Linked DNA regions of Homo sapiens: regions 1, 2 and 3 are each linked to region 4. The links are chromatin loops, found by intact Hi-C in ENCODE. Cell type or tissue: A673. All regions are shown on one strand. Region 1 overlaps LINC02320 (long intergenic non-protein coding RNA 2320). Region 2 has its middle 110 kb from the start of LINC02285. Region 3 overlaps WDR25 (WD repeat domain 25). Region 4 overlaps WDR25 (WD repeat domain 25).

What was found. Hi-C counts contacts between places; a loop is a spot of excess contacts. Peaks named below come from ENCODE experiments on the same cell type or tissue, not always from the same donor. Only the 100,000 strongest peaks of a DNase experiment are listed, where the experiment ranks them.
Region 1: a loop joins it to region 4, with 10 times the contacts of the local background. A loop is called at or near these places in 68 of 110 quality-filtered maps.
Region 2: it touches region 4 in a loop (9-fold over the local background); 6 of 110 quality-filtered maps call a loop at or near these places.
Region 3: it touches region 4 in a loop (2.1-fold over the local background); 6 of 110 quality-filtered maps call a loop at or near these places.

What each region holds. Positions count from the first base shown.
Region 1 is chr14:101,627,599-101,630,098 of GRCh38, forward strand. It overlaps LINC02320 (long intergenic non-protein coding RNA 2320), which reads right to left. Exons shown (of 6, transcript NR_184269.1): 6 at 751-1,806. Among named protein-coding and RNA genes, the nearest start is that of DIO3, 67 kb to the left of the region's middle. In A673, CTCF peaks have their summits at 1,037 (motif pointing left) and 1,236; a DNase peak (open chromatin) is centred at 973; H3K4me3 peaks cover 518 bases.
Region 2 is chr14:101,234,017-101,236,516 of GRCh38, forward strand. No RefSeq gene overlaps it. Among named protein-coding and RNA genes, the nearest start is that of LINC02285, 110 kb to the left of the region's middle. RefSeq lists an enhancer at 2,010-2,500. In A673, a CTCF peak has its summit at 1,413 (motif pointing left); a DNase peak (open chromatin) is centred at 1,395.
Region 3 is chr14:100,523,752-100,526,251 of GRCh38, forward strand. It overlaps WDR25 (WD repeat domain 25), which reads left to right. Exons shown (of 7, transcript NM_001161476.3): 5 at 2,119-2,289. Among named protein-coding and RNA genes, the nearest start is that of BEGAIN, 62 kb to the right of the region's middle. In A673, a CTCF peak has its summit at 1,271 (motif pointing right); a DNase peak (open chromatin) is centred at 1,290.
Region 4 is chr14:100,382,390-100,384,889 of GRCh38, forward strand. The region is part of intron 2 of WDR25 (WD repeat domain 25); the gene reads left to right. Among named protein-coding and RNA genes, the nearest start is that of WDR25, 7.2 kb to the left of the region's middle. RefSeq lists enhancers at 1-375, 602-1,111. In A673, a CTCF peak has its summit at 1,474 (motif pointing right); a DNase peak (open chromatin) is centred at 1,492; H3K27ac peaks cover 1,189 bases.

The sequences.
Region 1 (2,500 bases), 1.2 Mb after region 4:
CGGCCTCCCAAAGTGCTAGGATTACAGGCGTGAGCCACCGCTCCCGGCCTCACCTTCCACATTTTCTACAATGAACAAGAAGAACTTGGCAAGTCAAGAGAAGAAGCAAAGCCATAGAGAGCTAGCCAGGGGCGTTGGCCGGCTGTGGATCTGTCCAGACCCAGGCCGCCCTCCTACGCGGGCCTGCTGCAACCTGCGCTGGGGTTGAGGCAGGAACCAAGCTTGGGGCCAACCGACTGCGTGGGACGTGGCTCCCGGATCTGCCCCTCACCAGCTGAGGACACCGGAGCGTCTCTCTCCAGGACTCAGTTTCCCCATCTGTGAAGTGAGGATAGTCCCACCCCCCAGCTCAATGGATCCCTGCGGGAGGAGGGAATGCGAGGCTGGTTGTGGGTCGGGGGGCCTCTTTCCGATTCTTCCTGAAGAACCCTGCACAGAGGAGACGGGGGACTGGGAGGGGCCTGGGTCTCCGAGTGTGGGCACGGGGAGCTGAGGTCTTGCAGCTCCTGGGTCTGGGGCGCCGGGGTTCTGTGAGAGCCCCAGCTTCGTCACGTACGACTTCCTCTCCTCTAATTGAGGGAATTGCAGAAGCCCCGGAGGGCGGCTGGTTCAGAGACCGAAACAAAGGCAGGATCAGGACCCTGGATCAGAATGGGGTCCACGCGTGAGTCTCTGTAATTAACGCTCTGGTGTCTCAAATTACGAGAAAATATATAAAACATGTAATTGCTTCTGTATTTTGGACACTCATTAGGAGAATAATAAATGTTATTATTTATTAATATGGTAATGAATCATCTCGCTTTTAAAATTAAACATTAAACCGCTAACAAATTAAATGTAAATTATTAGGCCCCGAGTTGATGGAAAGAGTTCCCCGGGGAGGGGCCGCTGGGCTCCTTCTTTGCAGAAATGAGTGCGTCGCCCTTTAACTAGGCGCGGAGGCTGCGAGCGGTGCGGGGTGACCTGAGGACACCCGAAGACACGGGCGACTCGCGGGGACATCCTGCCCCCTGCCGGCCGCGAGCGGGACCGCAGCGGCCCGCGGGTAGCGTCCCGCCGCGGAGGTGGTTTTTCCTTGTGATCTTTCCAGAAGCAGTGAAGCCCTCTTGGGCACCCGCGCCCCTCGCCTGGCAGACAGCCACCCGCTCGCGCACGAACTCGCTGCACAGAGCTGTCAGGAGTGGGGCGTGTGGCCTGGAGCGAGGCTGCTCGCGTAGGCTGGGCCTGGGCTCCTGGCCGTGTTGTCACCGCCAATCCCCACACACGCAAGAGAAAGCAGCTTCTAGCCTCATCTCACACACGGGAAAGTGAGGCTCAGAGATGTGTGGCCTGGCCGGGGTGCACAGCCAGTATCCGGTGGGCCTGGGATGCCAGCCCAGCCTGCCAGGCCCCAGGGTGGCCATCATGGAGTGGGACTCCCGGGCTGGCCCCCCAGAGCCTGTTCCAGGCACGTGCATTTGAATTAATGGGGTTACTGTTTCCTGAGGGCTCTTGCCAGACACCAGCTACTTACTGCACGTGGTTGAGCCCAATCAAGTAGGCAGTGTGCCCTGTGCCCATCTTACGCACGAGCAGACTGAGGCACGGAGAGGCTTCAGCGACTTGCCCAGGTCAGCAGCAAGGAAGTAGGGGCAGGAGAGAGAAGTAGGTCTTGCTGAGTCTAGAGTTAGCTCTTGACCACTCCAGGCCAGACTGGGTTCTCCCTCCTTCCAGGAGGAGGGCAGGCAGCCCCATCTGTGCCCATCCCTGCGGTGCACAAAACAGTGCAGCTTCCGGGCCACTGGCTGTGTTTCTAGGGATCACCTGAGTTAAAGCAAGAAAAGGAATCATTATTTTTTTAACCAATACATGATTTGGGGCTTAGAGGTTGTTTGCAGTCACTCTTATGAAGAATGCTACAGCAGACACCGTGGGTTCAAGGTTATTTCCTTGGGAAAGACTTCCAGAAGTCAAACTGCTGGAACCAAAGGCTGGGACAGCAGGATTTTGGCATGCATGTTATTAGGATCCTTCTCGTATATGTGTCCCAGCTTGCACTCATCTGGGGAGGGACTCAGAAAAGAGGGCCTCCTCCCCTCACAACCAATAGCACCCTTGAGATGGCCCAGGCTGGCAGGGTTGGAAAAGTCCAGCTCATCTATGGTCCAGTTCTCTGGTGGGCACTGACCCTTGAGCCAGCCACACCCACACCCACACCCACACCCATGCCTGTGGGGATCAGAGGTCAATAGATGCAGCCTCCAATGGTCTGAGGCTCCCTGACTTTCCTCCCGCCTTCTCTCCGTGTGTAATCCCAGCCCAGGGCCACCCTTTGGTGGCAAACACAGACACCCCTGTGTCAGCCATACGTATTCAGCCAAGGCTTTATGAGTACCTTCCACTTAGGAACCCTCACTTCTGTCTCTGCCTTCCCTTGCGATTATGAGTCCCAGCAATGGCAGCTGAGCACTCAGGATGCCCACTCCTGGCTCTGACTTTACGTCACTTTCTCAACACG
Region 2 (2,500 bases), 850 kb after region 4:
GAGGTGAGGGAGTCGGGTGGCCCTCCTTCACCGCACCAGCAGAAAACCCAACAAGGAAAGCGCAGCCAAGGGCTCTGCACCCACAGCCAAGGGCTGTATGTCCAGGGGGTAGGAGAGACGGTCCCCTGGGGGAGCAGAGTAGGGAGGTCTCGAGGAGCCATGACCTTTCAGGCAGACATGGCACTTAGGGGTGAGGAAATGCTTGTTTGCAGAGAGAGGAAGGGAGTGGGAGCTGGGGGCTGTGTTGTTTCCATATTCACAGAGCCAGATGAAAATAGGGTGGTCTAGAGTCGGTGGGGGAGGGACTTCAGGGCATCGGTTCTCATCGCCCACCCGACAGGGGTGGGCTCACCAAGGTCCCTGAGGGGAGCAGCTCCCCCTGCATTCGGACAGCTGTGAAAAGACACTCCTGACTTGCGTGTGACCCTGCGCGAGCCACTCCCTGTGCTGGGGGCCCAGGTTTCCCTTTGTAAGACAGAGGGAGGATGGCAGCTGCAAGAAGACAGCTAAGGACAATGGCGGAAGAGAGAGGGAAGTGGGGGAGCAGCGGGGGTGGGGGGCCTTTCTCAGACTCCAGCCTAGTGAGGAGTCCCTGCGCAGAAGAGGACACGACCACCCAGTGCGATCACGCCGCACAGTGGGGCTGCGGGAGAGCAGAGAATCCCCCTCTAGGGTGGGCTCCTAAGGGACGCGGGGTCCAGCCTCGCAGAGGACACGGCCCAGCTGGGGTACAAGGTCAGAGGGAGGGCAGTGAGCCCAGGGACCCGGGGGTCTGCTTGGCAGCAGAAGGGGCTTCTGAGGAAGGCCCAGCCTGGCGGTGGGGACCTAACAGGGGCTCACCCTGCTTCAAGCAGCAGGGTCTGAGCCCAGCTCCCAGCTAGGCTGCCGGCAAGGGAGAAACAAATGGAAAATTCAAGGTCCCTGCATTCCGAGAGGGCATTTGGTGCCTCTGCCACCCTCCTGGGCCTGTGTGTGTGCCGTATGTGCAAAATAGGGTGCGTGTGTGTGGGAACATGTCTCTGTGGGTTGTGTGTGACTTATAAACGCGTGTGAGTGCACGTCTGTGTACATGTGTGAGTATGACTGTCTCTGCGTGTACATGTACATGTGTTTGCGTGTGTGCACTTGAGTGTGGATGTTTATGAGCGTGTACGTGTGTTCATGTGTGTGCTTACGTGTGTGTGTGTGCGTGATTGTGTATGGCCAGGGCTGTGATCACAGACATCAGGGAAAAGCTCAGTACCCAAGCAGGGCCTTGGTCCCCAAACCGCCTCAGGCAGGAGAGGCGGGGGTGCCTGCCAGGGCCCCTCACCACCCTGGGCCGCTTCCTCCTGGGCAGGGCCCGCTGGGCAGGGAGCTCCAGTGGATCCCTGCCAGGTCTCCTGGCTCGCACTGCCCCCCAGTGGCCATCCTCAGTGCCCAAGGGCCTGGGGCTGGAGTGGACAGCGAACCACAGATAGGGCCCCGGAAGGACCAAGGCCATGGGCCCCCTCTGTGCAGGGGCTCTGTCCTCCAGCCCCCCTCCAAGAAAACAGCAGATTTTCTGACCTAAGACCTCCAGACCCACCAGGATGGTGCCTGTCCCTTCCAGGTGGGCCACCTCGCCCAGGCTTCTGGAGGGGAGAACCAGCCCCTTTTGACTAAACCAACTGCCAGGGATCTTAAAGAGGAAGGACCAGCCCATCCGATGCGCCCACCCGGAGATGCCTCCTGCCTGCCACCAGCTCCTGGTGGCCTCTGCCAGGTCACCCCTTGGTTCCAGACCTCAGCTGCAGCATCTGGGTTGGCAGGGCTGAGGACCCTCGCAATCAGACATCTCATGAGTTTTGGACTTTAAGACCTGATCAGCAGGGTCTGGGAGCTGCCCTGAATGTACCCTCAGAACCCCCTACAGAGGGGATCCTCAAAGCTTCTGCAGGATTGAGCTGCGTGTCCTGCTGCTGGAGCCAGCCACCCGGGCTTTCCCGTTCTTGGGAGGAAAGGAAAGAGAAGAACGAGTCCTTTCTGGGCCAATGAGGACTCAGGCCAGGAAAGCGAGGGGCTGGGCCAATACCCATCCCCCTGTCCCTGCCAGACGCATTTTCAAGAGTCTCTATTTTGGTCAAGAGAGTGGGCCTGGGAGAGAAAAGTGCTTGTGAGCGGAAGTTACAGAGGTCCTCTCAGGGCCATGGTGATGGGTGGGGGGCCCTCAGGAGGTCGGGCAGGGCTGTCCTCCCACCACAGAATCCCCCCAAACGGCAGCCTCATAGCATTGTCAGAACTCGTCTTCCTTACACAATTTCCGGATGAAATATCTGAAAAAAAAGAAAAACAATGCCCAGTTACGTTGGAATGTCTGACAAAGATGCAACATTTGAGATACGCTTATATGAAGACGTTATTTATTGTTGGTCTGAAATTCCAATGTAACAGAGTGTTCTGTGTTTTTATTTGCTGAGCCTGACAACAACAGCACTGTCTCTCCTCCAGGTTCCCGGTGGATTTTCTCTTTCCCAGGCAC
Region 3 (2,500 bases), 140 kb after region 4:
CTGCTTTCCCCAAGACCATGTCCCTGCATCTCTACCAGGGGCCCGCAGTTGCCAGAAGAGTCTGAGTGAGACTCCCTTTTGGATCCAGCTCGTTAGGCTCGGGTAGCAGCGTCCCATGCCAGCTGTTGGTGTAATTAAGGTTGCCATAAAACCCACCAGCTAGACACACAAATGGCTCCTTTGCTCTTTCCTGGGGCATGAGCAGTTGTGAAGGCGAGTAAATCATGTTCGGTGGCGATCACTTCAAAGGCCAGCCTTCCACTTGCAGCCACATTATTGGCAGGGATCGCCCATAACACGGCTTGTTTCCCAGCCATTCACTTTTATGACACCCTAATGAATTGGGCCATTTCCATCCATTCTCAGAAAATGTACGGAACAACTGTTTTGGTTCTCCTCAAAAAGTTTGTCTTGGGAGGCAGGTGGTGTGTTGGCAGGGGCATGTAGGTAGTTCTTGGCTCCTGGGCAAGTTGCCTGTCTCTGAGACTTCATGCCCACCGAGAGAAGCTACCTATGGGGCTCTTGTCATGAGATAACTTATGTGAACCCCCCAGCCAAGGCCCAGCACCTAACGGGCACTCAGCGAGTGGCAGGGAGGGCCGTCATCTTCCTCATCCTTTCCCTGGGTCAGCCTCTTAGGGATCAAAGTGTTGAGGCTGGTGGGGGCTGTGATATCAAGGCCATGTGGGAGGATAGAGCAGGCACAGGCATGCAGAATCCAGTGCGTGGAGGAAGGCAGGCAGCCGTGCCGTGAGGGGCAGCTTGTCTCCCTGTTCTGCATTCAGAAGGCTTTTTTTTTCCACCCCTGGATCATTCTTTAGGCTTCAGGGGGCCCACTCTGAAATCTCCCTGGTTGAGGGTTGCTTTGGAAGAGGCTCAGAGAAGAGCGGTCATCTGTTGCCTACCCTCCCCCAGGAATTACAGAGGCAGGAATTGACCAGCAGGAGAATGAACCGTGGGTCCCAGGGAAGCCGTGGAGGTCGGAAGAGGCTCCACCATGCCCTGGCCCTGTGACCTTGAGCAAATCCGTACCTCTTCCTGGGCCTCAGTGAACCTCATCCAGAGAATGGGCCTCAACCTCCTCCTCCTCTAACCTAAACTGAAATTATGGAGTGACACATTTAATGTGAATTTGATGTATACATTTTAAGGAGGATGACAGAAAATATGTCTGCAAAATTTGAAAGGTATGAACTCCAATTAAAAAGTCAAGGTGGCTCATTTTGAGCTGGCGGGGCCCAGGGACTGAACTGTTTATGCTGCAGCCACATGGTGGCGGCCCAGGAACTGGTAAAGGGACCGGCCGGCCCCTGCGACCAACTTGAGACCTTGCTGCGCTTCCATGGCTGCGCGTGGGTGCCCAGCATGTTATTTCCATATTGTCATTAAAGTCCTGTCCTCTGTGAGTTTGTTAAGTGGAGCTACTTGCTGGTCCTGGTACTGGGACCCTTCTCCATCCCCTCACCAGAGCTGGATACTTGAGAGCAGAAGCTGAATGTGATAAAATCCTCTAAGAAAGCAAAACAACTGCTCAATACTTAATAAAGTCAGTTTATGAGACAGCAGACTGTGAAGTATCGGTGATGATGCTAAAACAATACAAAGTGTCGTTAAAGCTAAAATATGTCCTGTGATTCTGGCTTTATGGTCTGTCCCCAAGCACACTTGCTCCTGCATTACTGTGGCTCCTCTGGGACAACAATCTGGGACTTTGCAAGCTGTGAATTATGTGACGTCTTCAGAAGCAGGACCCACTCAAAGCATGACCCCAGTGTTGATGGATGTCAATATGCTCTCGAGGTGCCCTTGGCGAGTCAAGGCCCTTCCCTTTGCGCTTTCCCTGGGATCCTGCTGCTCTCAAGGGGTGATAGGGATGCCTCTCTGGACCCATGTGGCAATAGAGCAGGGGGGCTGAGAAGCTGACAGACACTGGACTGGGCATGGGGCAGGAGGGTCCATGATTCCATATATGGCTTGTGGGTGCTGCTCAGCCTGGGTGTGTGTGGCCCAGCATAAACTTCACTAAACCTGCCTGCCCCCTGGGTCCTTGGCCTTCCCTGCATAGGCGCCTGTCCGTGCTGCCAGGCCTGCCAGCATGACCGGTGTCCGCTCTTGCAGGTGATGAGAAGCTACAAGGCGACCATCCAGCAGACCTTGGACATCCTGTTCCTCCGGGAAGGCTCCGAGTTCCTGAGCAGCACAGACGCTTCCACCCGGGACTCAGCTGACCGCACCATTATTGCCTGGGATTTCCGGACCTCTGCCAAAATCTCCAACCAGATTTTCCACGTAAGAAATCCCATTTGGCATTGCTGTCAGTTTCAGCCACAGAGCGTATCCATGTAGTTCTGGTCTGTCTGAGGTCCCAGGTCCCTTCTGTGGGAGGAGGCTCACTGGACTGAAATCTCCAGGATGAGGGTAGTCAGGTCTCAGCCTGCCGCACACATGGAGAGCTTGCTGTGGGCTTCCAGATGCAACCTCCTTCTGCTCTTCTTGTGCC
Region 4 (2,500 bases):
TGTATGTGTTGGCTCCAAGCATGAGGGCCTGGGAGCTGGCTTCAAGCATGTGTGGGTGAGGGACTTGAGGCTGGGGAAGCAAGGTCAGGGAAGGTTGCACGTGCCCTTCTGGGGACTTCTGGTTTTACATGGAAACTCTTTTTTGCATTGTCTTATTTATTTTACAGGCTACTGAAGTGATAGTAATGTAGTCCCCCAGTATGGAGGTACAGTGTGATAGGTCGTTGTGCCCACCTGGGACCTGTCTCCAGCCCTTCGAGCTGTGCACTGCATCCCTCCTCTCTCTCCTCGCAGCTAGCAAAGCACCTGATATGTAGCGGGTGCCAACTAAATGCTAGCTGAACAGAAAGCTCTTGGAAAGGAAATAACTTCAAGGGACCTGGCTTCACATCCAGCTTTGCTGCAGAGTAGCTAGCTGGTCGACCACTGGCCGGCTGCCTTCCTGTGGAGTCTAGTGTCTCATTTGTAAAAGGGCAAAATCATACCTGGGTCATGTGCTCATGTGAGAAAAATGCTGAAAAAGTGCCTTGCACAGAGCCAGGTACCTCATAGGCGCTCAGTAAATGGTGGTTCCCTTGCCCTTGTTTCCTCAGAGTTCTGGAACCAACTTTCCTACATCTTTTCTCTTGCAAATTACATTTTGAGCTTTTCTCCCTCGGAAACATTTTCTTAAGTGAAGAAAGGAAGCTCCAAGTATAGAGATGTCTTTGAAATGAGCTGAATTGATGGGTGGCATTTTTAAGTGGCGAACTGGAGTCCTGAAGTGGCTTGTCTGTGCTCTTTTCTAGCAAGACTCAGAGTCCTGTGGGAGAGAACGTCATATTCTCTCTTCAGCCTGGAGTTCCAGGATTTTCCACTTAGGTCTTTGGTGCTTTTCCTGCCATTCCGGGGGCTGTGAAGTGTGCGCGGAGGCTTCTGGCATCCCTGGCGTGGATCACAGCATGCTGGGATTGATCCTGTGGCCCCGGGGCTTCTCTGCTCTCCTTCCCAAGTCTGCGCTGCAAGGGCTGGAGGATGGGAAGCCCATCTGGAGGGTTGCTGGTGGGCCTGGGCAGTGTCTGACTGGCCCTGGAGTTCAAGTGGTGGCCCTTGTCCTCCCTGTGCTCACCTTCCTGTTGAGGCCTTCTTTTACCTGCCCGCTCACCTCTGGAGTTCTCTCTCCTGATGGTGAGGGGCAGACCTGGGGCCCTGTGGGACTGGCCTTCGCCTGGTGGCGTGAAGTGCTCCCTGGGCCCTGCTGGCAGAGTGGCAGCTTGGGTCACTTTTGCCTGGGAAATTTAGATTTCCTAAACAGAAGCATCCCCATGGTAGTTTTTGAGCAGAGAGCACCTGAGTAGAGGCATTGATTTCTGGCCTTGTGGAGTAGACAAATGTGCCAGGCACGGTGCCACTGGGGACGTGGGGGGAGAGACGTTTCTGCCCCCATGGAGGGGAAACTGTGAGCAGCCAACTAACTGTGACACCTCATGACCAGAAGAGGGCGCAGTGGGCCCAGCTTGGAATGGCAGTGAGGGTGGCTCAGACTGAGGGACTGTGGTAGGAATGCCCTGCTCCTGGGCGATTCAGAGACCTGGGTCCGGGTCTGTGGGGCTGCCCTGGGTGGGGCCAGGCGCCGCAGCTGTGCCCGCCTGTCCCGAGGAGACTGTGTGTGCTGCAGGTGATGACACTGGCATGGGCCCCTTGGGCTGCCAGGCAGCTTCTGGGGAGCCCCACCCACTGCACTGTGCACCCTGGGTTCCTTCCCAGGGCAGAGCACATTTGCTGTCATGAGGTTGGGCCAGGGTCAGCATGGCTGCTAGGGTTGGCATCTCCTGACCCTCTTTTTTTACTGTGGTGTCGTGAACATTAGGGCTTTTATAAGCCATAGATACAAATGGTGGGCCAGGGCCCTCTCTGTTTTAAGATATTTGTCAGTTTTCAGTGATGGGGTTATTTGGCAAATTGGTTTTGGGCAAATTGACTTTGAACAACTTTTCAGTGTGAAGAGTGTATGGCAGGGGCTGGAGGAGCCAGGATGGGAAGACAGATTGGGAACCGGCGGGGAGCCAGGCAGGAGCTGTGGCCAGAAGTCCCGGCTGAGGCCTCAGGCTTGCTGGGCCACCAGGTTTGTGCGTGGCCTGGCTGGGAGGCACATGGTGTTCTTTTCCCTCCTTGGTGTCAGAGGTGGGGCAGCATGGCAGATCTTGGGGACCTGGTGATCTGGGGAAGGCAGTGTGTGGGTGTGGGTGGTGGGTCTGGAGTGGGGATAGGGCCTCGGGCACAGGCAGGAGTCCTGGCTGGCTGCAGCCCAGTCCCTGGAGGAGAGGAAATGGTGGGTGCAGCATGGAATGAGCTCAAAGAGGCGGGTGCAGCAGTACACCCTTCCCAGGGTGCTTTCCCCCTGCCTTTTGGTTAAAATCTGCCAGTGTCTTCTGGGCCCCTGCTGGATCAGGAAGGAGGGAAGAGCTTGGGGGCTGGGTGACAAGACCTGCTTGGGTCCTTCCTCTACGGCCAGCCCCTT